6 separate regions of the Homo sapiens genome follow, and all the other regions are linked to region 3. Evidence: chromatin loops called from intact Hi-C (ENCODE). Cell type or tissue: heart left ventricle. All regions are shown on one strand. Links, peaks and the distances in the headings refer to the core of each region. The heading gives the core; the rest is flanking DNA.

Region 1 (5,386 bases), core at 118-5,117, 360 kb after region 3:
GGGGGAAGGAAGCTGCTTGTTGCAGAACATCTCAGGAGGAGTGTTTCCGGAGATCTCTCCTCCTGGGCTCCTTCTCTGTGAATCCCTTGCTGATGAGCAGCACAGGCAAACCTGCAGAGAGGGTCTGAAGCCACCCAGTCCCTTCCTTACTCAGGGTGGGGTGGAGTGGAGCTGTGGAAAGACCCTCTGTCCTGCTCAGGGACCTCAGCTGCTCCTCAGCTTTCACAGTGATAACCCATTCTCCCTGGCGCCTTGGTGCAGCAGAGGAGGCAAGCACTATATAAATGCTAAACAGATGAGGCCGTGCTTGTCCCAGGAATAAATACACCATCCACTCCTGCTGTCAGTTCCGTACCTTTCATGAACACAGACACATCTCCCAGGAAGGGGAAAATGGTGGTGTCACTTCTCTATTTATTTTTGTGATTTTATCTCAATCATAGCAGCAGAATGTTGCTGCTTGTTCTATAGCGGAATGTTCTATTTTTTGTTGGTTTTTTCTTTTTTTTTGGTGTTATTGATTTATTTTTTTTTTTCAGAAGGACTTTATGGTTTGTTATTTTAATTTCCTGAATTCACATTCAGAAAATGGGATGTTTTCTTCTGATTGCCCCTCCAAAATAACAACAATAATAACCATCATTTGTATAGTGCCCTCACAGGCATTATCTCATAAAAATTTATTAGACCTGGACTCAGATGAAATGGATTCCTGTCTTGATTTCACCGTCTACTTGCTGTGTGACCTTGAATACATGACTTGGCCTCTCTGAGTCCTAGTTGATTCATTTGTATAATGAGCATCGTGAGAGACCTGTTTTTCCTAGCACAAATGCTTGTGCGAGGAGTAAATGGGATAATTTATATGAAAACTTGAGATAGGTATTGATTTTTAGATGAGAAATTTGAGGCACAGAGAAGCTAAGTGGCTTACACCAAGTGCTGTAGCTTATAAGCAGCCCAGGCTACATATAAACACAGGTCTTCTGATAACAAGTGATCTATCCATGAACCTGCAGCTTTGAGTGATGACTGAGACTTGGAGATGGACATGGAAGCCAATATTACAAAATGGAATCACAGTTAGCATTTATTAACACTACATGTCAGCCACTCTTCAAAGAATTTTTCTGAATGAATTCATCTAGTCATAATAACCCTATAAAGCTATCTCATGTTCATTTTACAGAGATTAAGTCATTTCCCCAAGATCACAGGAGCAGTAAGTGGAGTCATCTAAATTTGCACACAGACTGACTGCAGGACCTGTGTCATTAACCACTACCTTATCCTGCTTCTCTCAGATCACTCCTGTTCCATGCTACTGCAGGTCAGAGCGGATCATTTTCCAAATCAGCTCCAGGGGAGGTTGGGACTCACCTGGCCTCTAGGAACCTTTAAAAGAAGGAAGAGACTGGGGTGCAGGAGTATTGGGTCATTTCTCTGTGGAAACTCACTTCAAGGTCTGTCCTGGGGCTTAACTCTCTAGGTCTGTGATTCTCACACTTGCCCACATCAGAATCTCTTGGAGGGCTTGTTACAAGGCAGATGACTGGGCTCCATCCCTGGAACTTCCATTCTTTCAACCTGGGGTGGGACCTGAGAGTATGCATTTCTAACAAATTCTTAGGTGACGTGGATGCTGCTACCCAGGGACGGCATTCTGGCAAACAGTACCCAAAATGACAAACCATGGGACGACATCTGGGTCCCAGGTTCTGTATAAGAAAGAACTCGATCTGGACCCTAGAAAAGCCAAAAGCCCATTCGCGGGGTCTCTGTGAAAATGTTTAGCGCTCAAAAGAGCTGGGGGTGTCCTCCCCGGGCCACAGCTCCTCCGCAAGGGCGCTCACTGGGGCTGGCCGTGAACTGCGGGCTGAGGGCAATGGGCTCTGCATTATGGATGGATGAGCTCCGAAGCCCCCGCTGCAGATAAAGTAAACACACAGCCGCTGCAGCCGCGGGAAAGCCCGGGACCCAGCCACCCAGCCACCCAGCCCTCCCAGACAGAACTTTTCCTTCAGCTGTTGTTGTTTTCCTCTGCTGCTGCCTTCTCATCGCCTTGTACTGACAATAGTCGTAAATAACCGCAGTGCTGTAGAGAAATCATTTTAACAGGAGAGAGTCAAATAAATACATTAGACCTGACAGCTTAACTACGCGGAGTCCATTTGTATGTGGTGGCCGGCAGCTTCCCGAGGCTGACGGGGAACACAGAAGCCACAAGAGGGAGCGCCGAGCTCGCTGTGAGTCAGGCCGACGGCGGGCGGCCTCCCGAGCCCACCCCAAGCCCTGGAGTGGAGGCTTCCGCCTATGCTGAAACAAAGCTTTCAGGCTCCGACTTGCGTGGAAAAATAATGCCAACTCCTGCCTCCGTTCCCCAAGCCTCCAGAGTAATGATTTGGGGTTTAACTCGGCTGGGGGTTTAGGGTTACAGCTGGGGTTGAAGTGGTAGGACCAGTCTCCTGGCCCTGTGTCCCCCCCAACGAGGAGTGGAAGAGTCACCAGTCACAGCAGAAGCACCAGATGTTCATGCGTGTGCCACCCACATGTTCCTTTTCTGGCCCTGGTTTCCAGCAATGGTAGTTTCTGCCTAGCTCAGCTGATCCGGCAGATCGTGGAGCTTCTAAGCTCGATTCTCTGATTCCCAGGAGTATTTATCTGCCTCTTTTCCTCCCTGTGGGTGAGAGCCAAGGTGTCCTGATTCTCAGGCTGCTCACTCTTTCAGGAAGTGCTGAGGCTCGGTCACCAGGAAGGGCATGATAGACTCAGGGTACCAACTTCCTCTGGGCAAGCAAGCATCCATGGAGTGGATTCACAGAGTCTCGTGGGCTGGCTGTGCTCGGCCTGAAGCCCTCTGCTTCCTCCTTGTCAGGGCTCAGCAGCCTGTGAACTAGAGGGCTTCTTTTGTGACTGAACTGCACACCAGCGAGTGGGAGAGGAGCTCTCGGTGCAGAGTTGCCTATCTTGGGTTCAAACCTGCTGGCACCCAAACATCTGGAGGTCAGGGATGGGGAGGGCAGTGGGAGAGGCAGTCTTTGCATCCTCCGAGTTCTCACAGAGCTGGGTCTTCAGAAGGGGACAGAGAAACATAACCAAATGCTCTGCTGGCTAGTTGGTGGAGGTTTGATTTGTCTTTGCCGTCTTGCTAGGTCCCAGACTTCAAACTCCTTGTCAGCATGGACTGGATCTTAGTTGCTATTAAAAACCTAGAACCTAGCCGAATACTCACTACGTGGCAGTCTTTTTGTCAGTGCTTGATTATAGGGGACACATTTTAGAAATACTTACTAGTTGTCTTTGAGTCTGTGGTCATGAGGAGAATATTTCATATTCTCTAAAGGAAGTGTAGATATGACAGGTCAGATATAAAGAAACACTTGCTGACAATAAAATTATTAGATGCTATGGTAAATTCCGAAGTAGATTGTTGTCCGTATCTTGGGGACAGATTGGATCAGACCATGTCATTGTCTCCTTGAAGCTGGTAATATTTCCCTGTGGCTTTGAATGGAGCTCATGGTGGAGTGGGCTCCTATAGAACTGTCTGCTCAGCACTATCTTTTTTTTTTTTTAATTTGAGGATTTGACCCTCTGTCTATCCATAGGCTGCAGAATAGTAGCTGCATGAAGACATCCCTCCCCCAGTGCCCAGTTTTCTTATATTGGTTGAGGACTTGGCAAAGGACCCATGCTGGTTTGAACATTGTAATGCCCCATGTCCATAGCAGATTGTTCCATAGATACCTGACATAACCTAAGTTGAGTTAAATTCTTCCCTGGGAATTTTGGCACTGAAATGGGTAAAAAGAAGTCACTTTCTCTTTGCATTCCTTGAATGTAAGACTGAAAGCCAGGGTGCGTTGGCAGCCATGTTTCTCATTTTGTGGACAAGAAAAGTAAATGAGAAAGCATTTAAACAACACACGTACATATCATGCAGAGAAAAAGACAGGCAGAGAGAGAGAGAGAGAGGAGCAGAAATTTGTGATATCTAGATGACTGGATTACTGACAATATGCAAGTCTCTGCTTCCAGTTTTTTCCTTTTTTTTTTTTGAGACGGAGTCCCGCTCTGTCGCCCGGGCTGGAGTGCAGTGGTGCTACCTCTGCTCACTACAAGCTCTGCCTCCTGGGTTCACACCATTCTCCTGCCTCAGCCTCCCAAGTAGCTGGGACTACCGGCGCCCGCCACCATGCCCAACTAATTTTTTTTTTTTTTTTTTGCATTTTTAGTAGAGACAGGGTTTCACCATGTTGGCCAGGATGGTCTCGATCTCCTGACCTTGTGATCCACCCGCCTCAGCCTCCCAAAGTGCTGGGATTACAGGCGTGAGCCACCATGCCCGGCCTGCTTCCAGTTGTTTCTGAAGCCTAACTGTATCCTTCTTCCTGAGTCCTGTGAGACATCTTAGCACTTCTATAATAGTTTTTCTTAACAATGAGAACAACTCTCCCTGTCCCAAACCTGAGCTCCAGCCTGGGTATTGTTACTTGCAATTAAAAGGACTCGGCTAACTGTAGCATATAAAGCAATTGACAGTAAGATCAACTGTTGTAAAACAGTTGTAAAACCAACTTTTACAACTCTTATTTTCAATATTCTTCAACAGAATTTATCATCGCTCAAAACAGGCTGAGCAATTTTCTGCTTTTGTACTACGTGTATGTCTTCTCTGCCCAGAATTCTACAGAATTTCTTTATCTCCTTCAGCCTTTTATAAGATGTCCCCTGTCCTCTGAAGCTGCCCCAGACACTCAGAACAGATGCATTTGTTCCCTTAGCACTTCGCTCAGTCCTTGTAGAACATGTTCTTCTGTACTGGGATGGCAGAATTGTCTTCAGCACACGATTAGGATCTTGTCAAGAGTGGGAGCCATGCCCTTGTCATCCTTGCTTCCGTAATGCCTGACACATTCTAAACACAGAGGAGAGTTTGTGCAATGAGTATGAGGCTTATGTCCAAAAGCAGGGAAAGGTCCTTGTGGCCAGTAATTCCCAAAGGGTTGGATGGTAATGTGGAGGTAGGGAGGGAGGATGTATCGCAGAAACAAAGTGAACACAGCCTAGTCAATATCTCCATCTGTTTTCCTTCTTTTTTAGCCCCATTTAACTTGCACCCCTTTGTTCAACACACACACACACACACACACACACACACACACACTTCTCGCCACTCCCCTCTCGTGGCCCTAGCCCCGACCCAGTATTTAGAAGTGGCTCACACCTCGGTGTCTTCTACGATATTACACTCAGAGTCTTCGCCAAGCTCTAGTCGCCAGAGGGAACCCTTCAAACTCAAAGGCAAAAGAGAAAATTTAAAAAAAGGTTAGGGAGAGAGAGGAAAGAGGTGAGACAGAAGTAATATCCAATTTCAACATTTTGT
Region 2 (5,386 bases), core at 304-5,303, 320 kb after region 3:
GTTCCAATGCCACCTGGAATGACACATCTTTGCTCTTCTCTGTATTAGCTTCAGTTTCAGACACACTTTTGCTTGTAGTGGCAAGAGAGCCCCCAGCATTTCCAGACTCAAACTCCATCTCACTAGTACCAGGAAAAGTTCCAGGTGGGCTCCCATTGGATCAATTTGAGCCATGTTCCTTCTCTGAACTAATTACTGTGGCCAGGGGAATAGGATGTCTTTATGGATCATGCCTTAGCCAGTTGTTCACCCCTGAAGCCTGGAGTGGGGCCAACCACACCCAAAGTACATGGTCTGAGAGTAAGCAAGAAATGATTCCGCCAGGAAAATCAGGAGTCTTCTTTACAGAAGAGCAAAGATGCTGGCAGGCAAAAACAACAGATGTCCACCCCAGATGCCAACAAGAAGCCAAAGTCATAAAACTGAACCAAGTACAGTTATGTACCGGTTTCTGGAATCCACCAGGAAAGGGTCAGATCTATATGAGGACTCAAGGTGTAAATGACAATTGCCCAGACGGCATTCTATATAAGGGTCTCTTTTTTAATAAATGTTTCAGGCCCTCCCTGGCCTGCTCCTTAACGCTTTAGAAAGAAACCTACTCTTTCTAGGCCTGACCCCAGAAACCCTAGTGCAGAAAGGGATCCCTTTGTAGAATGCAAGAGTGTCCTCCTGCCTTTCACTTTTTCATTCTCACAAAGTCTGGTCTTAAATCTTCACCCAGGCTAGACTCCTCCCCACCACATACATCTGTTTCTCCATTGATGCTACAGAGTAATCAGAAAGGGTCATTGGTATTGCTGTTCTGGTGAACATATCCATTGAAACAGATGCGTAGCAGATACCTGGGGCAGGAGTGGGAGTTGAGCAATGTGGCCCCGGCATAACTAGCATGAAGAAAAACCAAGGTAGAAGAGAAGAAGTGAGGAGCTGCCTAACAGGTTATATTTACCAAAATGTTTAAAAGGAAGGAGGAGGAAGCATACTTATTAGAAGATCTATCTCCATTTAAACAGCTCGCAAAATTAGCCGTCTCACCCATATGCCAAACACTGACAAAGAAAACACAACAGTCCTAGCACAAAAAAAGAGAGAGCAGAGCTGCAGTCTCAGGCTCTGAGAGGGCTCATTATCAAAGCTCTGTCTCCATCCTGTTGATATCAATCCTGGCAGGGCACCGTGGCTGCTGCCAGTGGAGAGGAAAAAATTACCCAGGCTGACGCCTCCAAATAATTGATAATTTGCCTCCTAAATGAACAAATCAAGTAAGATTTAATTGTTGGCGGGGACTGCCATCCAGGAACAGCAAAGTATATAATTGCTTAAGCATTACATATGGCTTTCCACGCATCCCCCCTCCCTCCCCCTTTCTTTTTATAAACCAAACATAATTGTTTAATGACATTGATGGGGAATAGACTTGTGACATTAAAAATGACACTTATGACATAACTGTCAGTTGATGACAGCTCACTGACAGCGCCAGTGAGAAATTAATCATTTTAGATGCTTTATGGTTTGCTCATTTAATGTCACAAATAAGATCTTGCTATCTAACCACATATAATCTCTCCCCGACAACCAACTCTGGTCCCTCTCCAGGGACAGTTTGGTTATTATCCTGCCTCTGGTATGGGGGCTGGCTGAGTGGGGCCTGGGGTAAGATTTTAGGAATAGTTGGTGGTGGGTTACCTGCAGGGAGGGGCTAGAAATTCCCTGGGGAAATTTGCACCTGAGCGGAGTCCACATTTAGTTCTCTCACTTGCCACTTGTTTAAGGAAGCTTTCAGGGGGAAAGAGCTAAACTGTTGGGACTGATTCTAATAAAGACAGAAAGCTGAGGAAGTAGAGAGGCTATTTTTAGCTGGTTAATGGGGAGTAAATGGGGCCACCCTGTGATATGCTAAGATATGCCTTGTGCTCATTGCTGACTGGTACTCCCACACTCTCTGCTGGGCAGACATCTGTTAATTGCTTTCTGTTGGACTTCACTTTGACATTTGGAGAAATGGAAGGAGACTACCTAACTATTTTCTCCCTAAACGATGTCTCTGTGGAGCTTGGGAGCAAGGGAGGAAGGAAGTGAGGTGAGTTGGAAGCTTGCTCTCTGCTCGAGTTTGCTAAAACCTTCAACACAGTGTGCCCAAGGCACTTTGGCCTGGATTTTATTGAAAACCCCTGTGTGGGCTCCAGACAATCCGTCACTGAAGTCTTTTCTTCCATGCTGCATTGGCCTGTGGTCTATTTAATCCGAACACATGCTTATCTCTCTACCCACCTTTCCATACATTTTACTAATCTTGTAAATAGATTCTAAAAAAATAATAAAATAAACTTTCCAATTTATAACAAAAAATGTTCTTCATCTCGTTGTGCATGCATCAGTGCTTTCTTGAGGAGGCAGCTCCTGTCACCAAGCAGCAGAAGGCTAAAAATCAAGCTTCCTAGGGTGAAGGTGGTAGTTTCACTCGTACGTAATCTTACCCTGCCTTTTCTTTCATTTAGACACCTAAGTTGCATTTGTATTTGCATTTAGTTAGGTTTAGCTATGTGGTGTAGTGCAATTAATGGCCACTAGGTGGCAACAAAGGACCTCTTGGCCTGATTATTGGCTGTAGGCAGTGACTGATACAGGTGAAATGAGCCTGCCTTCTGTTATAACAGTACCAGTGAAGACTTATTTGATGCTAACCACCTGGCAGGCACCATCATAAGTGCTTGCTTCTTATACATTAACACTTCGATCTGCAACAATCCTGTGAGTATTACAGAGATTAAGGAACTCACTCACATACCTAGCAGTTGGCAGAGCTGAAATTTAGCTTCGGTTCTGACTAATGACAAAGGCTGTATTCTTAGACTGCACTTTACTACACCCTTAAAAAATACCCTTCCAGTTTGGGGAAGAAGTTGAATAGCCAAAACAAATGCCTCACCATCACTGAGCTCTGAAGCTTCCTTCACATAAAATAAGAAGAAAAGGACACAGAAAGAGCAAATTTATCAAGGTACACAGACTCTCAGAGTTGGACAATTCTTGACCCTGTAGCCTAGGCTCCCATCCAGTAGAGGGGTCTCCCTGGCACAGCCCTGAAAGAAGATCACATGGTCTCTGCCAGACGACTTCTGGGAACTGGTCGCCAAATGAAGGTGGCATGAGTTTCTTCTCTGTCTGCTCATGGTGACTTTTCTTTCTAAGAAGAGGAATTCAGAGAGAAGAGACCAAAAAAAAAAAAAATCCGAACAAACAAATTCATAGCCCCTATCCATCAAAGTAGCTCTAGGGAACAATATGGATATGATGGTTAATTTCATCTGTCCACTTGACTGGACTGTGGGGTGCCTAGACACCTGGTCACATATTATTATGAGTGTGTCTGTAAAGGTGTTTCTGAAAGAGATTAACATTTGAATCGGTAGACTGAGGGAAGCAGATTGTCCTTGCTAATGTGTGCTAGCCCCATCTGATCTGTTGAAGGCTTGAATAGAACAAAAAGGCTGACCCTGCCTAGAGTAAGAGAGAATTCCCCCTGCCTGCCTGACTGCCTTTGAGCTGGGACATCATTTGTTTCCTGATGTTGGATTCAGACTAAAACATTGGCTATTCCTGGGTCTTGAGGCTGCTGGCATTTGGATTGGAACTTACAACATGGGCTCTCCTGGGGCAGCTTGCCACTCCAGATCTTGGGACTTAGCCTCCATAGTTGCATGAGCTAATTTCTTATTTTATTTATATGTAATATATACTATACATATGAATATACAATATATAATATGTATTATACATATGAATATATAACATATAATATATATTATACATATGAATATATAATATATATTATACATATGAATATGTAATATATATGAATATATAATATATTATACATATGAATATATAATATATATAAAATAACAATTAGCTGTATATCATAATATATAGAATTATAATGTATATTACATATAATATATATATAATACGTATTTTACACACATGCACATACATATCCTATTGGTCTATTTCTCTGAAGAACACAGACTAGTACAAAAGGTCAACCAAAAAAATCTAAATTATAAAAGAATGAAAGCTGCCTCCTTATTATATGTAGTGCGTGGTTAAGCAGGAGGGACTCTGTTGTCAGACCACCTGGGCTTTAGTGCTGGCTCTGCTCCCTCCTGTTTGTCCTAGGAAGCTTCAGTGACCTCTTTATAAAGGGGATAATCATAAATGAGATGATGCAGATACAATTCTTTGCACAGTGCTTGGCAATTAGTAAGTGTCTGTTACTTTCCTCAGGTATTTGTTATTTCTTTCAATCAGTTACCAAGCAATCTTGGCAAAATAACTTACTCTACTTTTTTCACAAATGAAAAAACCTAGAGGGGAAAAAATAGGCATAACTCTCCTCTTTTTTCTTCTTGGAAGGGATGCATGAGGTCAAAATGGATTAAAAAAGGGCCAGGCATGGTGACTCATGCCTGTAATCCCAGCGCTTTGGGAGGCTGAGGCAAGAGGATCACTGCAAGGCTCATGACCACTGCAAAGAATCATCATTTAGTCAGTAACCGCTTCCAAAGGAAAGGAGAGAAGCCTTCCTGGAGAGCCCAGCCAGTGCAAACAGCAGTCATTTCTGTGTCACAGCTCTCGGCTTATTCAAACAGGAAAGTGCAGTGGAATGCAGACTGCCAGGGAAAAGCATTCTTACAATATAATGCACATAGCTTTGTGGGCCTCCCTTAGTTTTAAAAATTATTTCTTAAGAAAGAAAGAGGCCTCCCTGGTGTAGATATAAAATTCTTTTAGGCCGGGCACAGTGGCTCACGCCTGTAATCCCAGCACTTTGGGAGGCCGAGGCAGGCAGATCGCTTGAGGTCAGGAGTTCAAGACCAGCCTGGCTAACATGGCAAAACTGTCTCTACTAAAAATACAAAAATTAGCCAGATGCAGTGGCGCGCGCCTGAAATCCCAGCTACTCGGGAGGGTGAGGCAGGAGAATCACTTAAACCTGGGAGCCGGAGTTTGCAGTGAGCCAAGATTGTGCCACTGCATTCCAGCCTGGGTGACAGAGCAAGAGCTTGTCTCAAAATAAATAAGTAAATAAATAAATAAATAAAATTCTTTCAGTGGCACCTGCACCTAGTAAATAGCATCTGATGGAGGAGACTCAAATGCCAGTGCTGAACTTCTGAGCAAGTGGGTTCTCCTCCTTCAGTTCTTGACTCTGTCTTTCCCTCTCCACATTGACATCACTCACATTGCTGGGGAGTTTGTACACTCTCGTGGCTTCAGCTAATCCCTCTCAGAAGGAAACTAGAAGACCTTCCTCTGCATGCAACTCAACAACTGGACATTTCCACCCAGATGTCCAACTATGGCCTAGAACGCTACA
Region 3 (5,386 bases), core at 313-5,312:
TCACAACTTCTGTGTAGAACCTACCCCTGTTCACAGTTGATGAGTCAAGTCGTGAGCTCAAGTCCATTCAGTTCCGTTTTGCTGCCAAATGAACTTACTTCAAATTTATATTTTAAAAAATTCTATTTAGATTTCCAGGGCACTTTGGGGATTGTGGAGCATGGAATGTGGAATTGTAAGTAGTTGAGTCTAGGCATATTTGGATCACACATCTAATAGAGTCTGTCGTCTCTATTAGAACATGAATTCTTTGAAGGCAGGGATGAACACCACCCCTGTCCTATAGTCACTTCAAGTTCAGCATGTCCACAACTGCACCTAAACAGGGAGTGAGAAACCATTAGATAATAGATAGTGAAGTGAAGCCGGGAGCATGAAGGATTGGGGTAAAGCAGAGCCATACAATGACCCTGACATCTTCTTCCCCACCTGTTCCTCCACCTGTGTCCTCTGTCGTCTTCTCCATCATCCAACCTAGAAGTCTGAGCCACTTGCACTCTCCACCCTCCTTTACTCCACAACATCTGATAAGCCTCCAAGCCTCGCTGATTTTACCTCCTAAATATTTCTTATATTTGCATGTTCTTCTCCATCTCTTCATGGGTTGACTTCATCATCTCTTACCTGGATTATAGTAAAAGCCTCTGAGTTGGTCTTATTTCCTCTAGTTTTGTCCTTCTCCCATTCCCATTCTTTCCTAGCCCTGCTGGATTGATGGAACATACCACTCTTGTTTAAAATTTTACCAATCAGTGACCAGCCTGACCAACACGGTGAAACCCCATCTCTACTAAAAATACAAAAATTAGCTGGGTGTGGTGGTATATGCCTGTAATCCCAGCTACTTGAGTGGCTGAGGGAGGAGAATCACTTGAACCCAGGAGGCAGATGCTGCAGTGAGCCAAGATCGCACCATGCACTCCAGCCTGGGTGACAGAGTGAGACTCTGTCTAAAAAAATAAAATAAAATAAAATAAAATAAAATAAAATAAAATAAAATAAAATAAATAAAATCTACTTAATGAATGTGGCTTTTTTTTGTTTGCTTTATCCCCTGGCCATTGGCATCCCCATCTAGCCTGGAAGATGGGTTGGTCGTTAGGGGAGGCATGCCCTCCCATTATGAGGTGAATTGTGTCCCTCCAAAATTTATATGCTGGGGTCCAAACCTCCAGTATCCCAGAATGTGACCTCATTCGGAAGTGGGGTCATTGTAGATGTAATTAGTTAATTTTAGATGAGGTCATACTGTTGGAGGGTGGGCCCCTAATGCAGTAAGACTGATGTCCTTATAAAAAGGGGAACTTTGGACACAGGCACACACAGGCAGAACGCCACATGAACATAAAGGTTCATGATCATAGGATGATGCTTCTATGAGCCAAAGAATGCCAAAAATTGCAAGCAAATCACCCAAATCTAGGAGAGAAACATGGAACAGATCCTCCCTCACAGCCCTCAGAAGGAACCAACCCTGACAACTCCTTGATCTCAGACTTCTTGCCTCCAGAATTGTGAGACAGTAAATTTCTGTCATTTTAGCCACCCAGTTTGTGACCTTTGTTAGGCAGTCCTCCTAGCAAACTAACGCACCTCCGCAGCGATGGTTAAGACTGAACTCTGGGGCAGGAAGCTTGCTTGGCTGGGCAGGGCTGCAGTAAGGAATTATGGGGCTCAGCATGCCTCCCGGCTCAAGTGCTGGAGGGAGAGCTCCCAAGGATCCCAAGTCTGCCTTTGCCACCCTCTGAAGACACGGATTCGCTGACAGCGTGAAATCTTGGATCTCCATTTTTTCCCTTTCAATCTGAGTCAGAGCCCATGGGGTGCCCTTCAGGAGCTGTGGGTGCAATATGCTTTCTATGTCAGAATTAGCCAAGAGGTGGGTTGCTGTTGCCTTTTTCCAAAGCACAATCCCCACTGCTGGTCCATCTGATAGGTACTCTTGCAAGAGAGGAAAGATATGTTTCATGCCTTTAACCACCTGGAGACCGGACCAGAAAGAATTGCTTTAGCCACTACTCCATGTGCCCTTAGTAATGCTAAGCACACCTTTGAGCAGGTTGGAGACCTCTCATAACACAGATCATCGATGCAAAATAACTTGTTGGAGTGCTTAGTCAATTTCCAACCATTCCTTCTTCTCTGCTGGATCTCTGGTTGCAGACATGGGTTTGAGCTGTCAGCAAGAATTGTGAAAGTTGAGTGTGTGTGTGTGTGTGTGTGTGTGTGTGTGACTGAGAGAGAAAGAGAGATGGATGGAATGACTGACATGTATCTTTGATGGCTGTCCAACCAAAAGAAATAGGATTTTCAGATTTCTTGAAAACTGTGGTGATTCAAAATCATTGCCAGGGAGATTTTGAACTTTCATTAAGAAAAACAGGAAATGAGAGACTCGTAAAACCCAGGGAGGAAATCTGACATTTTGAGGCCACTGATTGACTCCATTTGAGGCACTAACAAGAACCATCGAGCGTCCTGTGTTTCGGATTAAACAGATTCTTCTTGATGAGGGAAACATTCCCCGAGAGATACCTTTGAGGGCGGACCTGTAGCTTACATTTGAAGCTATGAGACTATCGCCCTCTGCTGGCCAGAGGCTCTTTGCAGCTAAATCCTACGCATCCACCAATGAGGAAAACAAATTCACCTAATCCAGTGAGTCCAGGTGGGATTTTTCTATCTCATATATATATATATTTCATTTCTCAATTTATTGTGGGGAGGGGGTATTTGGTGAGACAGAATAAAGAAACAGAGTTTTTAATAGCATACTTATTGAAGTTACAAGAGGCTATCACAATCAGTAGGGAGAAAGGTTATTTTTTGTGTAGATGCTTCAACCTGAAGAATTGCTTTTTCTTACTGATGCTAAGACTTAAATCCTCTTATGATGATATTGTCAAATAAGAACCTGCCACTGGCCCACCAGGGTAGAGAAAGAGTAGATGCTTGGGTCAGGTTGGGGACTCTACAGTTTGTCTTTCCAGATGGAATAGGGCCAAGGGGAAGTGTAGGGGGAAACAGGGAGGAAAGTGGGCATAAGATCCTCCTAAGGGGGATCTGTATGACCTGGGAGGCAATTCTTTGAGAAATGCAAAAAAAAAAAAAAAAAATTGTCCATCCTCCTGATCAATTTACTAGGAAGAGTGTGATTTTAGGGGGGAACAGACACTACCTGAATGGCCTTCCAGACATTGTGGGGCATTGGTGAGGACCCTGAAAGCCCTTCTGTTGGAACTGGAAACCATTTTGACATATTTGGGCATATTTGGGATATCAGTAGAGATGCTTGGGTGGGGATCCCCTCTCTGTAGAACTGTTTGTATTTGGATTATTCGGGTTTGAACTATTCACTTATCTATTAATCATAATCAGGCCTTCTACTATAGTCTCCTCTTATCTTCAAAAATAAAGTTAGCTGGGTAGTGATAGAGCAGAACAGTGATTTAAAACATGGACTCTGGTGTCAGACTGGTTGGATTATAATCCCAGCTGTGTCTCTTATAGCTCTATGACCTGGGTGAGCGATGTAATCACACTTTGCCTCAGTTTCCTCATTTATAAAATGGGTATAAATGGTACTTACCATGTAAGGTTATTGTGAGGGTTAAACGAGTTGATACACAAAAACTACTTAGAACAGTTCCTGGAACATAGTGAGCACTCAGTAGTTATTTTCTGTCATCATCATCATCATCATCATCATAAATGACCAAGACTTATGAGGCCAGATATTTGTTCCCGCTAACCACCACCCCATTTTGCTGTGATCACACATGTTCTTGAGAGTGAAAAGAGATATGCTTGCTTGGTATGGTTGACAGTACTGTTCCATGAAAGGGCCGCATGTATAAGGCAACCTCCAAATGCAGAAGGAGCCAAGTAACCAAAGAAAGAGGCAGACAAATATAGTTTGTCAGTTTTGAATGATTTATTATGGGGAACTTACAGGCAGAAGCAAGGTCTTGGGTGGTCCCAAGACAGGTAGATCTCTGCACCACAACACCCCCCAGACCCAGGGCTTATATCTTGAAGAAAAAGCATACATGCTCTGGAAGGGATGTGTAGATGGCTATGGGTGTCACAGCCTTTGATTTCTGCAACTACAAGGGTTGTTTTGGAGGAAACTTACAATGAATAGATGTTCCTACATAAAGAGTAATACATCAACTAGACATTTTGGAGGCATTCCTGGACTCGGGGTTAGTCATAAGTTACATGATGAATTACCATTTAAAATAAAGTCATTCTTGTCCCCACAAGTACAAGCATTCACCAACATCCAATCCACTTCTTCTAGAGACATGGAAGACTCCTGCCTGGAATGTGGGCAGGGCCATGTGAGTAGCTCTGGTCAGTGAAATGTGAGTGCATGTGGCTTATATCATCACTTCTGGGCTGAGACAGTTAAAAGCCCACACATGATTCTTCAGTTTCTTTTCCTGTGCCACAGCAACCAAGAAGGTCACATGTTCCAGAAGCTGCAGCTATAAGGTGGGTGGGGGGACCTAAGTGGGCCTGGGCTCTTGAGTGACTATGTGGAGCAGAGCTGCACTGACTCTTTCTTATCCATGGGTAGCACAAGCGAAAAATAAACTTCTGTGGTGCAAAGTCACTGAGATTCAGGAGTTGTTGCCAAAGCGGAGCCGAGCTCAGTGGTTCCCAGTCTGGTCCCAGGTAAGTATCGGGGGATGTTTAAGAGATGCAAACCCCCAGGCTTCACCCCACGCAAGCTGAATCAGAGGCTGAGGATGGGGCCAGAGTCTGGGTTTTAACAACTCCCTCAGGTAATTCTGATCTAGCTCAGGATTGAGAACCACAGCTGTAACTGATCTTGAATGAAACAGGTGCCAGAAGCCTGAGGTGAGATCTCGCTCTGTCAGCTTCCAGTTATACAGGGAGCTTGCCCCAGAGGCCACCAGTGTTTGGGATGATCCATTCTGCTTTACTTCTTTCCTTTGGTAGAGATATTTAAACACTAAACACCTGAGAATATTTAACTACAAATATACTGATGTGGTTTGGCTCTGTCCCCACCCAAATCTCATTGTGAATTGTAGCTCCCATGATTCCCATGTGTTGTGGGAGGGACCTGGTGGGAGATAATTGAATCATCGGGATAGTGTCCCCCATACTGTTCTCACGGTAGTGAATAAGTCTCAATAGAGCTGACGGTTTTATAAGGGGAAACCCCTTTTGCTTGACTCTCATTTTTTCTTTGTTAGCCACCACGTAAGATGTTCCTTTGCTCTTCCTTCATCTTCCACCATGATTGTGAGGCCTCCCCAGCCATGCTGAACTGTGAGTCAATTAAACCTCTTTCTTTTATAAATTCCCCAGTCTTGAGTATGTCTTTATCAGCAGCGTGAAAACGGACTAATAC
Region 4 (5,386 bases), core at 221-5,220, 220 kb after region 3:
CTTCACACTCAGATGGTTATTCCTTCTAGATTTCAGAAGCCTAGAATTGAGGTTTCAGCACTTGGACACCCACTCACCCACATTTAAAATCACAAAGAACCATGGCGCTGAAGTGGTAGTTTAATACTTGGTCTGTGGAGATATACACACAAGTCTCTGTAGGATCCTGTTTTCAAAAATTTCAAGAGTGCCATTGGCTGGTGTCTACAAAGAAGAGTTGCAGGATCTCAGAGCAGAACTGAGCCCTGACTCAAGTGTAAGAAAGAGGTTGTTCATCGTCTTCTAGGCTCAAGCGTCCCTAGAGTCCTTCGACTACCTCCTTTCACAAAAGTCTGGGATCCTTGGAGGCATTTCGAGAGGATAGAGTGGGGCTGGTTGTTTCAGTGTCTCTCCAAAGAATGTTGTCAGTTCCCTGTGGAATCCGCCAAGGCCCAAGGCCGTGTGGGGCTCCCAGTGGTGTCAGAAAGGAGTCAAATGCCTACTCCCAAACACAGCATCACTCACTCATCTTGGTTTAAATCTTAAAGGGATAGGAGAAGAAAGAACTTTCTTGCAGATGTGCTTCTTTACCACTGAAAGGAAGCAGCCTTCCTCAGAAAGTGACAACCTCCTTGTTGAAGAAGTAGAACTGAGGCAGGGTCTGAAAGAGCCTTGGGAAGAAGACTCTGGCTCTGGAGGGAGTTGGATTCTATTCTCTCCCAACTCTGAATCACATGACCCCATAATCCTTAGATATAAGCTGGGTCAAGCAGGCTTGCAGTAAACTGTGATCACAAATAGTTAATGGGGGAAACGGTCTCGGCCAGTGCAGTTGAAGATAAAATTAAAGAGCTTGAAGAACACATAATGGGAGGGAGGAAAAGAAAGACTAATTGGTAGAATAAAACCCTGCCCTAAATCTACAGAAATCTTAAATCCACAAAGGTGCAGGATTATAAAACCCATCCATAAGTAACAAGGTGATCCACATAGATTTCCTTCAGCTGTGCGAGAGAGCAGGCTGCTAGCTATGCCCGCTCTAGCTTCTTCCAACATGAATTTGCCGGTTCTTTTCCTGCTCCAGTTTGTCCTCATTTAAATGAAGCTGGTTATGTTTGCACCTCCTGGTTTTGCCTCTGTGCTCGTATACCAAGGAGTTGCCCGTCCCTGCTAAGCAGAGGCACAATCCAGGCGGGAGAAGCAGGGGATTAACATTTGCATGTTGTGTCTCTGTTCCAAGAGCTGTGCAAGGGGTTTCAGCATTTATGGTCTGATGTAATTAAAAGTCATTCTCCACACCCTCTTCTCTTCATTCCCTGGAGGGATTCAGGGAAGGAAGGACATGAAACTTGTCATTGGCTTCTTGCCTGTCAGCAGCTCACAGAGCTGTGGGAGGACAGGGGCCTTTTCTGGGAATTGCATTAGGCAGCACACCTGACCAGGAGTTTCTTGTTTTTGTTATTTTAAAATAAAATCTTGGGGCCGGGGACGGTGGCTCACACCTGTAATCCCAGCACTTTCAGAGGGTGAGGCAGGCAGATCACTTGAGGTCAGGAGTTGGAGAACAGCCTGATCAACATGGCGAAACCCCATCTTTACTAAAAATACAAAAATTAGTCGGGTGTGGTGGTGGTGCATGCCTTTAATCCCAGTTACTCAGGAAGCTGAGGCAGGAGAATCGCTTGAATCCGGGAGGCGGAGCTTGCAGTGAGCCGAGACTGTGCCACTGCACTCCAGCCTGGGTGACAGAGCGAGACTCCATCTCAAAAAAATAAAAATAAAATAAAATAAAAAACAATCTTGATACTAAGTTGTGATAGATCCTGGCCACAGTTTGCCTGTGACTCTTCTACATAAATTCAGCAGCCCAAGGCTGCAACTTTACATGGACATAACTAAAGACTAGTGCTTGTAGTGGACTGATCCCCAGAGGCAACCAGATGCAAATATCGCCAATGTTTTCTCTTCTATGGCCTTCCTCTGCTTTCCTGTCTACTTACTGTAGCGGCCAGTAAAGGCACCAAGCTTAGGGCCGAGGAGCTTTTCAAATATTTTTCTTAGGAAAATATGAAAAAGCCCTCCTCCCCACAACAACAACAAAAAACCCTCACATTGGCTCCATAATTCAAAAAGAAAACCAATGTTTAACTACTGTCTACAAAACATGCCAACTAACTCAAAAGCAACTCAACTCTTAGCTACATGTAAATTTATTTAGTGTGGGATGTGGGTGCATTTTAGTGTCTTTGAAGTAATGCAGGATGCGACCTCTAAAATAAGCTTGCCTGAGGCCCAGGAAAGCTTTGCAGCGTTCTTCTACGTGGCTTCTGGGAAGGCTCCAGCCCCTACAGAAGTAGTGAGGCCTTCAGCGGTTTCTCCTGCACCTGCTTCTGAACACTAGGTGGCAGCACGGAACTTCCTAAGTCTTCTCCAGAGGCTGAGTACAAACCTGAGCAATTCCACCTTAAGAAGGGCCATGCACAGAACCATGCAAAAAGTGCAGTAATTCTTGGACGTGGCTAATCTCTATAATTCACCAGATTGCAGATACAAGTGACAGCTGCAATAGGGGTGATGTTCTCTCATTCGCTGTGTCACCGGGATGCTATTTCGAATTTTCCCGAGATTAGAAAAAGGATTCCAATTGCCCCCAGGGCCTTGCCGTGTAATTTTTATCAGTCTTGATCTGTGAGTTCCCCTAGGCAGCGCGTGTGCCTGTATGTGTGTGTGCGCTCGCGCGCGCGTGCTCACACGTGTGTGAATAGGTCCTTGGTGAGATATGAGGCTCTTGTGGACCACACAGAAGTTGTTTCAGAGGATGAATTTCCAGATTCATCCCCAACTCCAAGACTCTTGCCTTCTCACTTGTTCATTCCTTCAGATTCAGTGGTGCAGCGCCAGCTTCATAGCCATACAATCTGTGCAGTTGTACGTTGCCTGGTGTTCAGCAGGTCCCTATCTTTGATTTCATATTCTGCTGTCACTGTCTTGAAATTCTTAATACTTCTTGAACAAGGAGTCCTTCATATTTACTTTGTACTGGGCTCCATATATGTTATATAGCTGGTCCTACTGTGGAAAATTATGGCCAGAGGTAAATTTCTCTCTAAGATGTGACTCTGTTCTTTCTCAGCATCATCTCAATGACTGGCTTGTCTTAGACTTGAGAATGGGAAAAACGTGGGCTTTTGGTCAGATGTACTTGGATGCAGGTTGGGAGCCTGCTACTTACTGCCTATGTGACCTAGAGCACATTTGTTAACCTCTGCAAGACCACCTCATCCTTTAGAAGAATACAATCGTCCTTTCCTCATAAGATGTGGTGAGTACGAAGTGCTAGGATCCATGCAAAATGCCTAGCACACAGTAGGTATTCAACAAACATTCCTTTATTTGCCCCCATCTCTCCTGGAAATCACCGTCAATTATTTCTACATTATCTCCCCTGTCCAGAGTACCCAGCCTTAGTTGGAGTTAAAGCTTGGTTTTATTTACAGTGAAGCAGGTTTAGGGCAAATGTTCAGTCTCTAACCCATCTCGCTGTGAGTTGAAAGCAGTTTCTTATTCTATTCAGGTCTCTGTGTTGAGCGAGATGCATGACCAAACTGTGGTTATGATTTCTGCACCACGGGAAAAACTGGCTTTACAGAGCTACCTACTGTTTGGGGAACCTCTAAAGAGAGCTTCTGATTGAAATGCCATCTTCAAGGAATTTCCCTTGTACTAATTAGCTTAATATGTTGCACTTGTATAATGTGTTTTTCTCCTAGGATCTGTGGATACTTGGCAAACAGCCATTAATCACATCCTCTTACCTTGATGTCAGATGACTGCAGTTGACACATTCATATCCCTGCCTGGATAGGGAGTTGGAGGGCCCTGGGTCTGAGGCCTGCCTCTGCTCACCATTTTTGTGTGGTCTTGAACAACTTTTCTGGACCTCAGTTACTTCATGTGTAAATTGAGGTTAATAAATTATATTTGGAAATTGATTCTATGGCTAAATTCTATGAAGATGAGATAGTCTCCAAATAGAACACTCTTTATAAAGTAGAAATAATTCCGCAATGCAAAGGATGACAATATTACATTTTGACAGTGAAGTTCAGGTTTAAATTCCAGTGCTATATTGAACATTATGCTTTTGTAGGCATTGAAATTTCCTCTTGCGAGGACTGGGATTGGATATCCAAGAGGCAAATGGAAAATTCCTTTGACCACTAAGATGTTAATTGGCTTTAAGATAATGTTCTGCAAACAGTCCATTTGCCCAACACTAACAAAAAATGAGTACACACCGGAGGCTTGATGAATTCTCACTGGGCCTTTTCAGGACATCCTTAGGTCCAAGTGACTCTGTGTCATCCCACCTATCTATTGATGAAGGTCAGGCAAACTAGGGTCACCACTTGTGACTTGAAGCATTGCCCTGTCTTCTCATCTTGACAGTAAGCTCCTTGAGGGAAAGTCGGGGGTAAAGTGGTATTTGCCATTACATACTGAACATAGTCTCTGCATCAGTAGGCCCTCAACAATGACTGCAGTGTGAAAGGGGATGGCTGAGTTAGTCCACCACTGCCGACTTCAAAGGTTCTCCAAAAAGCTCAGCAGCTGTGTAAGAAGAAAACCGTCCGGTAGTGCCTCTGTGGCCTGAGCTAAAGTCTCCCATTCAAGAACAACTTTCCTGTACCAGGCTGATGCTGACTTAGCCTTTAACCTGCGAGGTTCTTCCTCGATAAATGCAGTTACTTTTGGTGATTTCGTTAGTCTTATGAAGGATTTTTGGTGACTGGTGTGGGAAAGTTTATCAAAATTGTACCCCACATCTTTCAAAAGGGCCAAAGTGCTATTATCCTATTAAAAATCAGAAGGCCTTTCAATGTGAGCTTTGAGAGAATAAGGCTGTAGTTATGAAGTAGCTGGAGCTTCTCACTATTAAACTGCAGATATGATCTCAGACTGCTTTATCATTTAATTCATATGCTAAGTGTATCTATATGAATTTCTACTTATATATTCTTGTATGTCTATATGCTTTTTAACATTTTTGAGCCTATCCCTTTCTACCAGCTTGCACAGTTCTTCCCATAGACATCAGACAGGAACGAAACTGACATTATATATTACTGATCATTAAAGATTGATACTATCTCTCATTTAATGAAAGGAGATAGCTATTTACAACATTGATTAAAAGATGAATTTAGTGTGTATCGTGTAAGCTATAGGGAGAATGGGGAATAGACCTTAAGCCATCTGTCCCTGACTAATCATTCTGTTATGATAATTAAGGCCACAGTTTTGTTTTTGTTTTTTTTTTTTTTTTTAAGTTGGCCCCTGGAAGGGAAGCAAAGCTTGGAATCTCTTGGAGTTAAATAGCCTCTGAAGCAAAAGGTCAATTTCTTTT
Region 5 (5,386 bases), core at 171-5,170, 920 kb after region 3:
CATTTCCCCCAGCCTTGGGAAGACTAGAAAAAAGATGTAGAATAAAATCAGGATGTACATAACTTTTGGGAGTTATGGGGAAAGAGGTGCGATGAAATAAGGGTGTATGTGTTTATGGAAGTTTAATATATCGGAAATAATTAAGAAAAAATAACTCAACTCTTATGATTTTCATTTTCAGGTTTGGGAAGATCTCTGCAAAGCCTTCAGTAGGTTCTCTGAACCCTGGTTAGCAGGACTAAGGGAGAAATATGAGTTTGCTTAGGATCCATGGTGTGCCAGGAGTGCATAAGCTCCATAATATGGGCAGGGATGTTTGTCTTGTTCACTCCTGTATCCCCAGCACTGAGAAAAATAATGACATAAATAGGTGTTCAACAGATATCTACAGAACAAGCACATGAATTATAGAAAGAAAATGAATCATGCCTGGGTTCTTCCATCATGGCAATTTCCAATCCTCTTCTTATAAGCCAAAGTTCTTTTTCTTATGAATGCCTCCAGGGTTTCCCTATTCATCCTTTCACCAACACACACAAAGCACTTAATCCGTGCTTAATCCTAGTACAGGTCCTTAGTGACACATACGCTAATCTGCTTTTCGCCACCTAGTGCCAGATTTGTAAATTGACTCCTCCTGAACCTTCCTTTCCAGAGAAATGGAAGGTTTCCCCTCTTCACTCTGTGGAGTTAGGGACCTGGGAAAACATCTTTTCCTATCCTCTTCTTTTGAGGGAAAACAATTATTAATGCATCACAAAAGAAAAGTATATATTCTCACCTCAGATATGTTATCAAAGGAAATGATAAGTTGTTTTCATAGTGTTGAGCTTTATATATAAGGTAGATTTGGGGACCAGACAAGCTGGTATGAATCCCACTGCTGCCCACGGTAGGTATGAGAATTGGCAGGTTACTTTTATATTCTTAGTTTCAGTTCTTTCCCCCCTAATATGGATGAAAATAATAGTAATGCCTCTCAAGGCAATGTGTAAAACATACCCATGGTAAATATTCATTCATTTATTTATTTAACAAATATTTAGCAAATGCCTTAGATGTCCCAAGCATTATTCTGTTATAGCCTCTTGGATACAGCAATTAACAATGCAGATGACAAATCTCTGTCCTTATTTTGCTTATCAATTAGTGTTAAATAAAGATTAGCCATTATTATTGATATATTATACTAAACCTGAATACTCTAGAACTTTTCATCTAGACTAAGTCTTTTCTTCCCCTGTAATTGATGTCAGTGAGTCATTTGTATTTACTGCACAACTGCAGAGTACAGAGCCCTGGATTGAGTCTATATGGAGGGGGAAGAGGAAGGAGGATAGACTGAAGACGTGGCCTCTGCCTTCAGGAGTTTATAGTGCACACGCAAAGACTAGCAAGGATGAAAGGACTTTTGAATTTAAGAAACATGCATAAATTAAACATACCGCTCTTTTTGGCTTGTCCTCTGAGTAATAAGAACACGAGTGGATTTTCATCACTGTCTGTTGTAATCTTTCCAGAAAAACCACTGAACCATTCTGAAGGCTTCAGGAAGAGAAAACTAATGGCTTTATCTGAACTCCTTGGGAAAGAATGGGGTTTAGTAAGTAAATGGATGCATGTTTCTTAAACTGGCAAGAATCCTCATCAAGTGTCCTGACAAGGCAACAAGCAGATGAATGTCAATGTTATGTATCTGACACATTACCCACACACGTAACTCTGTGATTTTATAGAATTTTAGCCTCTGAAGGAGATTTTAATTATCCTCTTACTCAAATCTTTACCTTTACAGAGAAGGAAATACATGCAGAGGGGAAGAGTGATTTCACCCGAGGTGGTGCGGCTAGCATGTGGACTGCCTGGACCAATGCCTCAGTATCCCCATCGCCAGCACAGTGTTTTTTCTAGAACCTCTTGAAGCCTAAAGCCTCAGTATCCCCATTCTTAGTCCAGAGTTCTTTTTAGAACCTCTTGAAGCCTCCTTCTGTCTGACTTGGAGTGAAAACCCTTAGAGCTCAATGGCCTTTTTAACCAAATTGCTTGCTCTGAGCTCAGGCTAGTGGCATGTTGTGAGGGAATCTGAGTAGGAGCTTGTTGATAAACAGGTCCTGGCAGTGAGATTAGACACATTTCTAGTTATGGAAAAAGAAAGGGGGCTTTGCAGGTGCTTTTCCTCATACTGTTCTCTTCTCAAGGAGTTCAGATAAAGCTGCGAGTTTTCTTCTCCCAGACCCCTCAAAATGGTTCCACAGTTTTTTTCTGGACAGACTTGAATTAACAGTCTAATCTCACTAGTACTGAGAGAGAGCTGAGAACAAGCAAGAAAGGGTGGTGTGTTGAATGCATCCATGTTTCTTAAATTCAAGAGTCCTTTTGATCCTTGCAAAAGACCTCTGTCACTGTGGAGGAGACAGTACTCCAAGTTCCCCCAGTCTTGACTAAACCCCGTCTTCAATGCCTTTTGCTTCTGAAAGGATCTAGATTCGCTTGGGAAAGGGGGAGAGATTTTAAAAGGAGGTGACACCTAGTGGTCACTGTGACAAACAGCAGCCTACAGCGAAGAAGGCCGGTTGCTAAGGGTAGCAGCTGCAGCCATTTGTCTCCACTCTGACTAAATGGCCGGAAGAATCATAGAATGTTTATATTGGGAGCAACCTCCAGAGATTTTCTGTCAAGACATCTGCCTCCAGCCAGCACGAATAATATGTCTTATGCTTATGGTGTTGTATAAAACACTTTTACAAATATTATCACGTTTAATTCTCACATCGGCCCTGTGAATTTTGTAACATCATTATCTCTTTTTTAAAGACGAGATGATCAGTCATAATTTAGGCTTCTTGAGCAAAATCACTCAGCTAGTGAGCCATGAAGTAGGAGCTAGGAGTCAGGCCCTCAGCCCTTACCTTCCCACTTGCGATCAACTGTTTACTGACTCTAGGAAAAGACATGGAAGTGTTGAGTGAAACCCCGTCTCTACTAAAAAAATAATAATAAAAAAATAGCCGGGCGTGGTGGCGGGCGCCTGTAGTTCCAGCTACTCGGGAGGCTGAGGCGGGAGAATGGCGTGGACCCGGGAGGCGGAGCTTGCAGTGAGCCGAGATGGCGCCACTGCACTCCAGTCTGGGCGACAGAAAGAGACTCCATCTCAAAAAAAAAAAGAAAAAAAAGAAAAAAGAGACTGGTTTTTCACCAGGCTCAAACCCCAGCCCTTGCACAAAAATTGGCTTAGTGTTTGGAGCCAATTTTACATAAGTATTTTTGAGTCAGGAGAGAGTTTCTTCCACCTGCAAATTCATCTCTAAATTCCCTCTCCGTACATGAGAATAACAAATCTTCTCGGTGGGAAGAAAAGAAGTCGGCTTGATATGGACTGGCTGCAGAGAGGAGGGGGTTGCTGGGTCCCTGTGGCAGTGAACGATGGGGCCATCCAGGAATACGGAAGAGGCTGCTGGTTGTGTCAGAAGAGTCCTTGTAAGAGGAAATTAAGCCGGATATAACCTGATATGAAATCGCTGGGTACATCTCAGGTTCCTGGCTTAAATATTCAATAGTCTTCAGGGAGAAAATGAATTAATGAATAGGGTCATCTGACAGTAGAATTTTTTAAAAAGTGTTTGAAAAGTAAAAACGCGTTCTACCCCATCCACTCCCTCAGCCACACCCTCTCTACAGAGGCTCCAATTTCTCACAGAATTTCTCAGGTATTGCCTCACCTACTCCTACCCTAGCCCAAGCTGCCTGTCATCCCTCCCTGCTACATCTCTTGGTACTTGGACGTTCAAGTACAGCAGCCTTTAGCCGCTTACACAATCACAGGACATCCTCTGAAAGAGAAGCAATCTTCTGTGGTTTGGTTGTTTTAGAAAGAAGGCATTGTTGATGGAGGTCTTGACTTGTGGGCTGACATAGCAAGCGAAGGATGGGTTTGCTTTTTCTGGATGTTACTTGTTTAAAAAATATATTTATAAGAGAAAGCCCTCTCTATTTTCCTAAGGGATAGGGCTGGACAGGAAGTTTTCAGAGATTCAAGCCAGATGGGGGTGCAAACCTCTCAGGACCAACACAGCATCTTTCCTGAGCTCTCTACTGTGGATGTGCTGAGGTCCTCCACATGAAAGTTAGGAAGGGATATTTCTCCTTTCAGCAAGAGGCTGCTAGTTGTGCCAGATGAGTCCTTAGGAGGAAATCAAGCCAGATGTAACCTCCACAAGGTATTTTCTCTTATCATTCCCTAACAAGAAAAAAGAAATCCAAGAGACAGAACTAGACTGTATGGTAGTTTCTGTCAGTATTGAGGTTATGAGGTACACCAACTACAACATGCAGTATATTCTCAACCTCATTTTCCTATGCCCCAGCCTGCTTATAACACCATGGGGCAGGCAGACAACCACTATGATGCCCAACCCTAACCCAGAGCCTATGTGCAAAGGTTCACGTAGGATGCCTGGTGCCTTTTTCATAGGGGAATTTCAATCAATTCCCTGCACTCCTCAATTCCCAGTTACTTCCTTTTCTTCTTAGAATTCAGGAAGTATAAGTCTCCACTGGCACAAGTCTCCACTGTCTAATTAGACTGACTGATGTGAGAGATCGAATGGGTTAATGGAAGGCCAACATATATCTTAACACCTTTATTTGTGCTGGCCTTACCTGTTCATTAGTCTTAAGTACCCTAGAGTAATTACAGAGTCCCCTCGTCTGCCAGGTCTCTCTATTGCACGTAGGCAAGAGGTGTTCAGAGCTGGTTCACAGACAGTGATGTTGGTAGGCTGACTAGTCCCTTAGATTTTGAGACTCCCAGCTCAGGTGTCTGATGCTTTACTAATAATAACATCAAGGGAACCTCCAAGGGTACTGACAATAATAATAATGTCACATACTCATTCAACTGAAGACTTTTTAAAAGAATTTACCCAGACAACATTCTAGGTACTTGGGATTCATCAGTGAACAAAAAGGTTAACATTTCTGCACACGTGCAGCTTTCATCATAGCTCACAAAAGCTTTTGCCTAAACTTACCTTATTGAAGCCTTGCAAGAATCCTAAGAGTGCTGAGGTCTCAACTTTCTGTTTTTTACAGAAGGATAAACTTATTTATCCTGCTCCTCATATCATAAAGCACTCCTCCTAATCTCCAGGTCAAACTTCTGACCAACCCAATCATAATGTTGTTCTTGATTTTCTCTACCAACTATTTATGTCTACACATTGATTTTATTTCTACTGTTGGCAGCTTGGTGTCATAGAAAGAAAAAAGAATCCAGAATGAACCTGAGCTCAAATTCATTCTCCACCACTCACTAGATAGTAAACTTTAGTCAAGTCTCTTTATTCCAATTTTCTCATAAGTAAAATGTTATAATAAGGGTAAAATA
Region 6 (5,386 bases), core at 283-5,282, 420 kb before region 3:
TATTGGTAGACACTTAGGTTGATTCCATATCTTTGCCATTGTGAATAGTGCTGCAATAAACATACAGGTGCAGGTATCTTTTTGATATAATGATTTATTTTCCCTTGAGCCTATACTAAGTAATGAGATTGCTAGGTCAAATGGTAGTTCTGTTTAAATTATTTGAGAAATCTGCAAACTGCTTTCTACAGTGGCTTAACAAATTTACATTCCCACCAACAGCGTATGTTTCCATTTCTCTGCATCCCCGTCAATATCTGTTATTTGACTTTTTTTTTTTTTTTCTCGAGACGGAGTCTCGCTTTATCGCCCAGGCTGGAGTGCAGTGGTGTGATCTTGGCTCTCTGCAGCCTCTGCCTCCTAGGTTCAAGCGATTCTCATGCCTTAGCCTCCCGAGTAGCTGGGACCACAGGCACACACCACCACGCCCAGCTAATTTCTGTATTTTCAGTAGAGATGGGGTTTCACTATATTGGCCAGGTTAGATGTTATTTGACTTTTTAATAACAGCTATTCTGATTGGTGTAAGACGGTATCTCCTTGTGGTTTTAATTTGCATTTCTCTGATGATTAGTGATGTTGAGCATTTTTTCATATGCTTCTTGGCCATATGTATGTCTTCCTTTGCAAAATGTCTGTGCATTTCCGTTGCTCACTTTTTAATGGGGTTATTTGAGGGATTTTGGTTGAGTTGTTTGCATTCCTTGTAGATTCTGGACATTGGACCTTTATCAGATGCAAAGTTGGCTAGTATTTTCCCCCATTCTGCAGGTTGTCTGTTCACTGTGTTGATTATTTCTTTTACTGTGCAGAAGCTTTTCAGTTTATATAGCCCCATTTGTCTACTTTTGTTTTTGTTGCATTTGCTTTTGAAGGTCTCAGTCATGAATTCTTGGTCTAGGCCAATGTCTGGAGGAGTTTTTCCTAGATTTTCTTCTACACTTTTTGCAGCTTCAGGACTTACATTTAAGGCTTTAATCCATCTTGAGTTATTTTTTGTATGTGGTGAGAGTTAGGAGTCCAGTTTCATTCTGCATATGGCAATCCAATTTTCCTAGCGCCACTTACTGAATAGGGTGTCCTTTCCCCAGTGTATAATTTTGTTGACTTTATCAAAGATCAGTTTGCTGTAAGTGTGGGGCTTTATTTCTGGGTTCTCTATTCTATTCTACTAATCTGCGACTATTTTTATACCATGCTATTTTGGTTACTAACACCTTGCAGTATAATTTGAAGTCAGGTAAAGTGATACCTCCAACTTTGTAATAATACCAATCTGACAAAGCTTTTTCTAACGAGGAAATGACAAGAATGTGAAAGAAACAATGATTACTCTGTATTTACTAATTTTTTAAATTTTTTATGGGTATATATATAAGTGTATATATTTATGGAGTACATTAGTTATTTTGATACAGGCATACAATGTGTAATAATCACATCAGGGTAAATGGCATACTGCTAAATTTTTGATAAATAACAAGTATTATCATATGATAAGAAAAAGCAACACACTTTATTTCATTAAAACAAGAAATATACATACATATATATACGTATATATATACATATATATACGTATATATATATATGTGAAATATTCCTTCATCCTTAAAAATGGAATTTAGGACAACTGCCAAAATGACATCTGAGGAACACTAGATCAACAGATATTAAGATGTGAGATTTTTAAAAAGGAAGGTGGGGGCGTTCCATGATGAAACGTATTCAGGAAATATTGGGCTAAATAAAGTTGAGAAGTTTTTCAGTGCAGGACTTCTAGAGCCATTGATATGCTAATTTTCTAAACTTAGCCATCTCCATCACAGACTGAGTGGCTCTAGAGAAGCCCTAACAATCTGGAACAGCATTTAAAAATCACCAATCTAATACAATATTCTAACATTTTTTATATATTTTGTAAAATGTACAAAAACAGATGAAAGGTGGAGGGAAAATGAATTCTGTTTACAATAAAGCTGAGGTTCTATAAGGCATAATTTATAACTACATATTGGGTCCAGTTTGAAGGAACCAGAAGTAAAAGATAGCAAACAGGAGGTCTGTAATTTTTACTTGTTTATTAAAATTGATTTATATGCTAATTTTATATTGAATATACTTTAAATTGTGCTAACTGCAAGTACATGGCTTTAAACGTGATGAAAAGTCAGACCAATATATAGCTGAATTTTAAAAAGTATAAATTGAAATGAAAATATAAATATATCTTAGAGTTTAAATAAAAACGACGCCTTGGACATCTAAAGCAACAATAATTTCACAGTAAAATTTCATATATACACACTAGGCAAAGCACTGAAGTATTTACTAAATATATTTTCATATTAGCCATTAGATGGCACCATATATCTACTAGTTAACATAACTATACTATAATTCCCCTGACATGCTCAAAAAGTAATATAAAATATATTTAACTTCTACGTAAATATAATACACATTATCTTTTATCACTGTTAACTTTAAGCTTTAAAGGAAGAAAGATGATATAAGCAACTACATTTATATCACCATTTCTGGAATGTTAAAACTTAATAAGTAATCTCATTCAGAAATCAAATGAAATGTTCTAAGACAATGATTCAAAGGCTGAAGAGCAGACAGCTAGAGAATGCCTTTCCTTAAGGTAAATGTAAGATAAAACTAATTCTCTACCTTAATAAATTTTGTTTTTACTTTTTATTCATAAACCTACATTGTCCAATTTCCAATTCTTCTAAATAATCAAATTTCTGTCTCCTCTTAAATTTCACCATATCTTGTTCTCTAATCCAGGACTCTCAGTTCCTGTGTAATTTCCCAGTCTCTCCTGAAATCGCTGCTGCAGATTTTTATATAGTCTATTTAAATACCAAAAATGACCCCATTCTAATAATCACATTTTCTACTTCCAGTTAAGATAAAATAACATGGACAGATTTCTCCCACCACCTGAAAACACTAAAACAAGACAGAGCGTATGAAACAATGGCACTCAAGACACTGAAGATGGGCAATAAAGGAGTGATCATTCAGAGGAAGAAAAAAAATGAGATCATCTGTATGACTATGATTTTCCAAGCTTACTACCTGGAGAAAGGGGACAGTGCGGTCACTGTACAGTCAGGTGAGTGTTGAGGAGATAAACCTGGGAGTATGAAGAAGCCAAGTGTGCTCAAGTTCATGTGGCTGAGTCCCGGAATAAAAAGCTGTGTAGACAGAGAACTCCAGACACCTGCACTGAGTCACTCCTAAGATACAGTTCAGTACTTCTTAGCACATACATGTAAGGAAACAATCAGAGGCTGGGAAAAAAACTGCCTAAGAGGATTAGAGGGAAGACATGCCAAATCTTACACAGAGCATGAAATGGGGACTATTCTGAAGATCCAGAATTTTAAAATCTCAAACCTTATGAGCCACTGATTAGACTGACATATGAAGGATTTTGCTTCAGAAAATTAATCTTACACTAAATGCAGGTTTTGCCCCTCCTAACAAAGGTGAAAAGCAAGACTGAAAGGAAAGTCTCAGGTAATTTAACCTATCTCAGAATAAAGCTCAAGAACTAATCACGATTAGATCTAACACTCAACAAGGGAAACTTCACAATGTTTGGCATCCAATAAAGAAATTATCAGGTATGCAAAGAAGCAAAATGAAAAAAACCTAGCAGAAAAATTAATCAATCGAAACTGACTCAGAAAATTGATAAAATTAGGAGACAGGGACACTAACAATTATGATGATATATTCCATGGGTTTGAAGAACCAGAGGAATGATCGAATGTGGTAAGAGGAGATACGGAACTTTTCTTAAAAGCCTAAATCAAACTTCCAAAGGTAAAAACTAAAATGTCTTAGATAAAAATACACTGAAAGAGACTGACAGCACATCAGATATTACAAAAGAAAATGTTAATGAACCTGAAGACATATCAACAGAAAGCATAAACACAACAGAAAGACTAAAAAAATGCAAATAATCAGTAAATTGTGGAACAACTTCAAGTAGATAAATACATGTGTAATTGAAGTCCCCACAAAAGAGATGAGAAAAGAAGAAATCAAGAAAACATTTGAAGAAGTGATGGTCAAAATTGTTCCAAATTTAATGAAAACTATCACCAAAAGCAGCTCAGTAAATTCAATGTACAAGAAAAAAACGAAGAAAACTACACAAAGGAACATTATATTCAAATGGATTAAAGTTGTAAAGATAAAAACAGAAGTAGTCAGAAAAATTACACATTATCTACAAAAGAAAAGAGGTAAGGCTGACAAGAGATTCATCAGAAATAATAAAAGATAGAACAAGTGGCACACTATCTTTAAAGTATTGAAAGAATAAAAGCCGCTAATCTAGAAGTCCTTGCCAGTTAAATGATCTTTGAAAAGCAAAAGGTGAAATTTTGTAAAACAACACAACACAACTTTGAGTCACACAAAAGGATATAGTTTGGATATTTGTCTCCACCCAAATCTCATATTGAAATGTAATTACCAGTGTTGGAGGTGAGACCTAGTGGGAGGTGTTTGGATCATGGGGGAAGATCCTTTACAGCTTGGTGCTGTCCTTACAGTAGTGAGTACTCACAAGATCTGATTGTTTAAGTGTGTAGCACCTCACCCACATTCTCTCTTGCTCCTGTTTTCACCATGTGAAGTGCTTGCTCCCACTTCATGTCCCACTATTAGTAAAAGCTTCCTGAGGCCTCTACAGAAGCTGAACAGATGCCAGCGCCATGCTTGCACAGCCTACAAAACTTTAAGCCAATTAAACCTCTTTATAAATTATCCAGTCTCAGGTATTTCTTTATAGCAACACAAGAATTGCCTAATATAGAAAACTGGTACCAAGGAGTGGGGCTCTGCTATAAAGATATCTGAAAATGTGAAAGCAACTTTGGAAGTGGGTAACAGGCAGAGGTTAGAATAGTCTGGAGGGCTCAGAAGAAGACAGGAAGATGAGGGAAAGTTTGGAACTGCTTAGAGATGAGTTAAATGGTTGTGACCAAAATGATGATGTTGATATGGACAATCAAGTCCAGGCTGCTGAGTTCTCAGATGGAAATGACAAACACACTGGGAACTGGAGCAAAGGTAACTCATATTATGCCTTAACAAAGAGCTTGGTTGCATTGTGTTCATGTCCTAGGGATCTGTGTAAGTTTGAAAATGAAAGATAATTGGGTCGGGTATGGTGGCTCATGCCTGTAATCCCAGCACTTTGGGAGGCTGAGGTGGGCGGATCACAAGGTCAGGAGTTCAAGACCAGCCTGACCAATATGGTGAAACTCTGTCTCTACAAAAAATACAAAAATTAGCCGGGCATGGTGGCGCATGCCTGTAATTCCAGCTACTCAGAAGGCTGAGGCAGGGG

Evidence for each region. Peaks named below come from ENCODE experiments on the same cell type or tissue, not always from the same donor. Only the 100,000 strongest peaks of a DNase experiment are listed, where the experiment ranks them.
Region 1: a loop joins it to region 3, with 9 times the contacts of the local background. A loop is called at or near these places in 47 of 110 quality-filtered maps.
Region 2: it touches region 3 in a loop (6-fold over the local background); 10 of 110 quality-filtered maps call a loop at or near these places.
Region 4: it touches region 3 in a loop (2.6-fold over the local background); 13 of 110 quality-filtered maps call a loop at or near these places.
Region 5: it touches region 3 in a loop (6-fold over the local background); 15 of 110 quality-filtered maps call a loop at or near these places.
Region 6: it touches region 3 in a loop (4-fold over the local background); 18 of 110 quality-filtered maps call a loop at or near these places.

What each region holds. Positions count from the first base shown.
Region 1 is chr1:209,204,682-209,210,067 of GRCh38, reverse strand. No RefSeq gene overlaps it. Among named protein-coding and RNA genes, the nearest start is that of LINC01696, 120 kb to the left of the region's middle. RefSeq lists an enhancer at 2,119-2,178. In heart left ventricle, for the core only: a CTCF peak has its summit at 2,223 (motif pointing right); a DNase peak (open chromatin) is centred at 2,247; H3K4me3 peaks cover 1,084 bases; H3K27ac peaks cover 271 bases; H3K27me3 peaks cover 1,845 bases.
Region 2 is chr1:209,246,047-209,251,432 of GRCh38, reverse strand. The region is part of intron 2 of LOC105372896 (a long non-coding RNA gene); the gene reads left to right. Among named protein-coding and RNA genes, the nearest start is that of LINC01696, 77 kb to the left of the region's middle. In heart left ventricle, for the core only: CTCF peaks have their summits at 2,364 and 2,568 (motif pointing right); no DNase peak of the experiment used is centred there.
Region 3 is chr1:209,566,830-209,572,215 of GRCh38, reverse strand. It overlaps LOC105372899 (a long non-coding RNA gene), which reads left to right and starts at 4,393. Exons shown (of 3, transcript XR_922537.2): 1 at 4,393-4,497; 2 at 4,583-4,680; 3 at 5,229-5,268. In heart left ventricle, for the core only: a CTCF peak has its summit at 2,588 (motif pointing left); a DNase peak (open chromatin) is centred at 2,585; H3K4me3 peaks cover 228 bases.
Region 4 is chr1:209,351,493-209,356,878 of GRCh38, reverse strand. No RefSeq gene overlaps it. Among named protein-coding and RNA genes, the nearest start is that of LINC01698, 18 kb to the left of the region's middle. In heart left ventricle, for the core only: a CTCF peak has its summit at 2,376 (motif pointing right); a DNase peak (open chromatin) is centred at 2,358.
Region 5 is chr1:208,649,638-208,655,023 of GRCh38, reverse strand. No RefSeq gene overlaps it. Among named protein-coding and RNA genes, the nearest start is that of LINC02769, 14 kb to the right of the region's middle. RefSeq lists a silencer at 2,479-2,665. In heart left ventricle, for the core only: CTCF peaks have their summits at 619 (motif pointing left) and 2,530 (motif pointing left); no DNase peak of the experiment used is centred there; H3K27me3 peaks cover 180 bases.
Region 6 is chr1:209,986,731-209,992,116 of GRCh38, reverse strand. All of the region lies in intron 2 of SYT14 (synaptotagmin 14), which reads right to left. Among named protein-coding and RNA genes, the nearest start is that of SYT14, 51 kb to the right of the region's middle. In heart left ventricle, for the core only: a CTCF peak has its summit at 2,346 (motif pointing right); no DNase peak of the experiment used is centred there.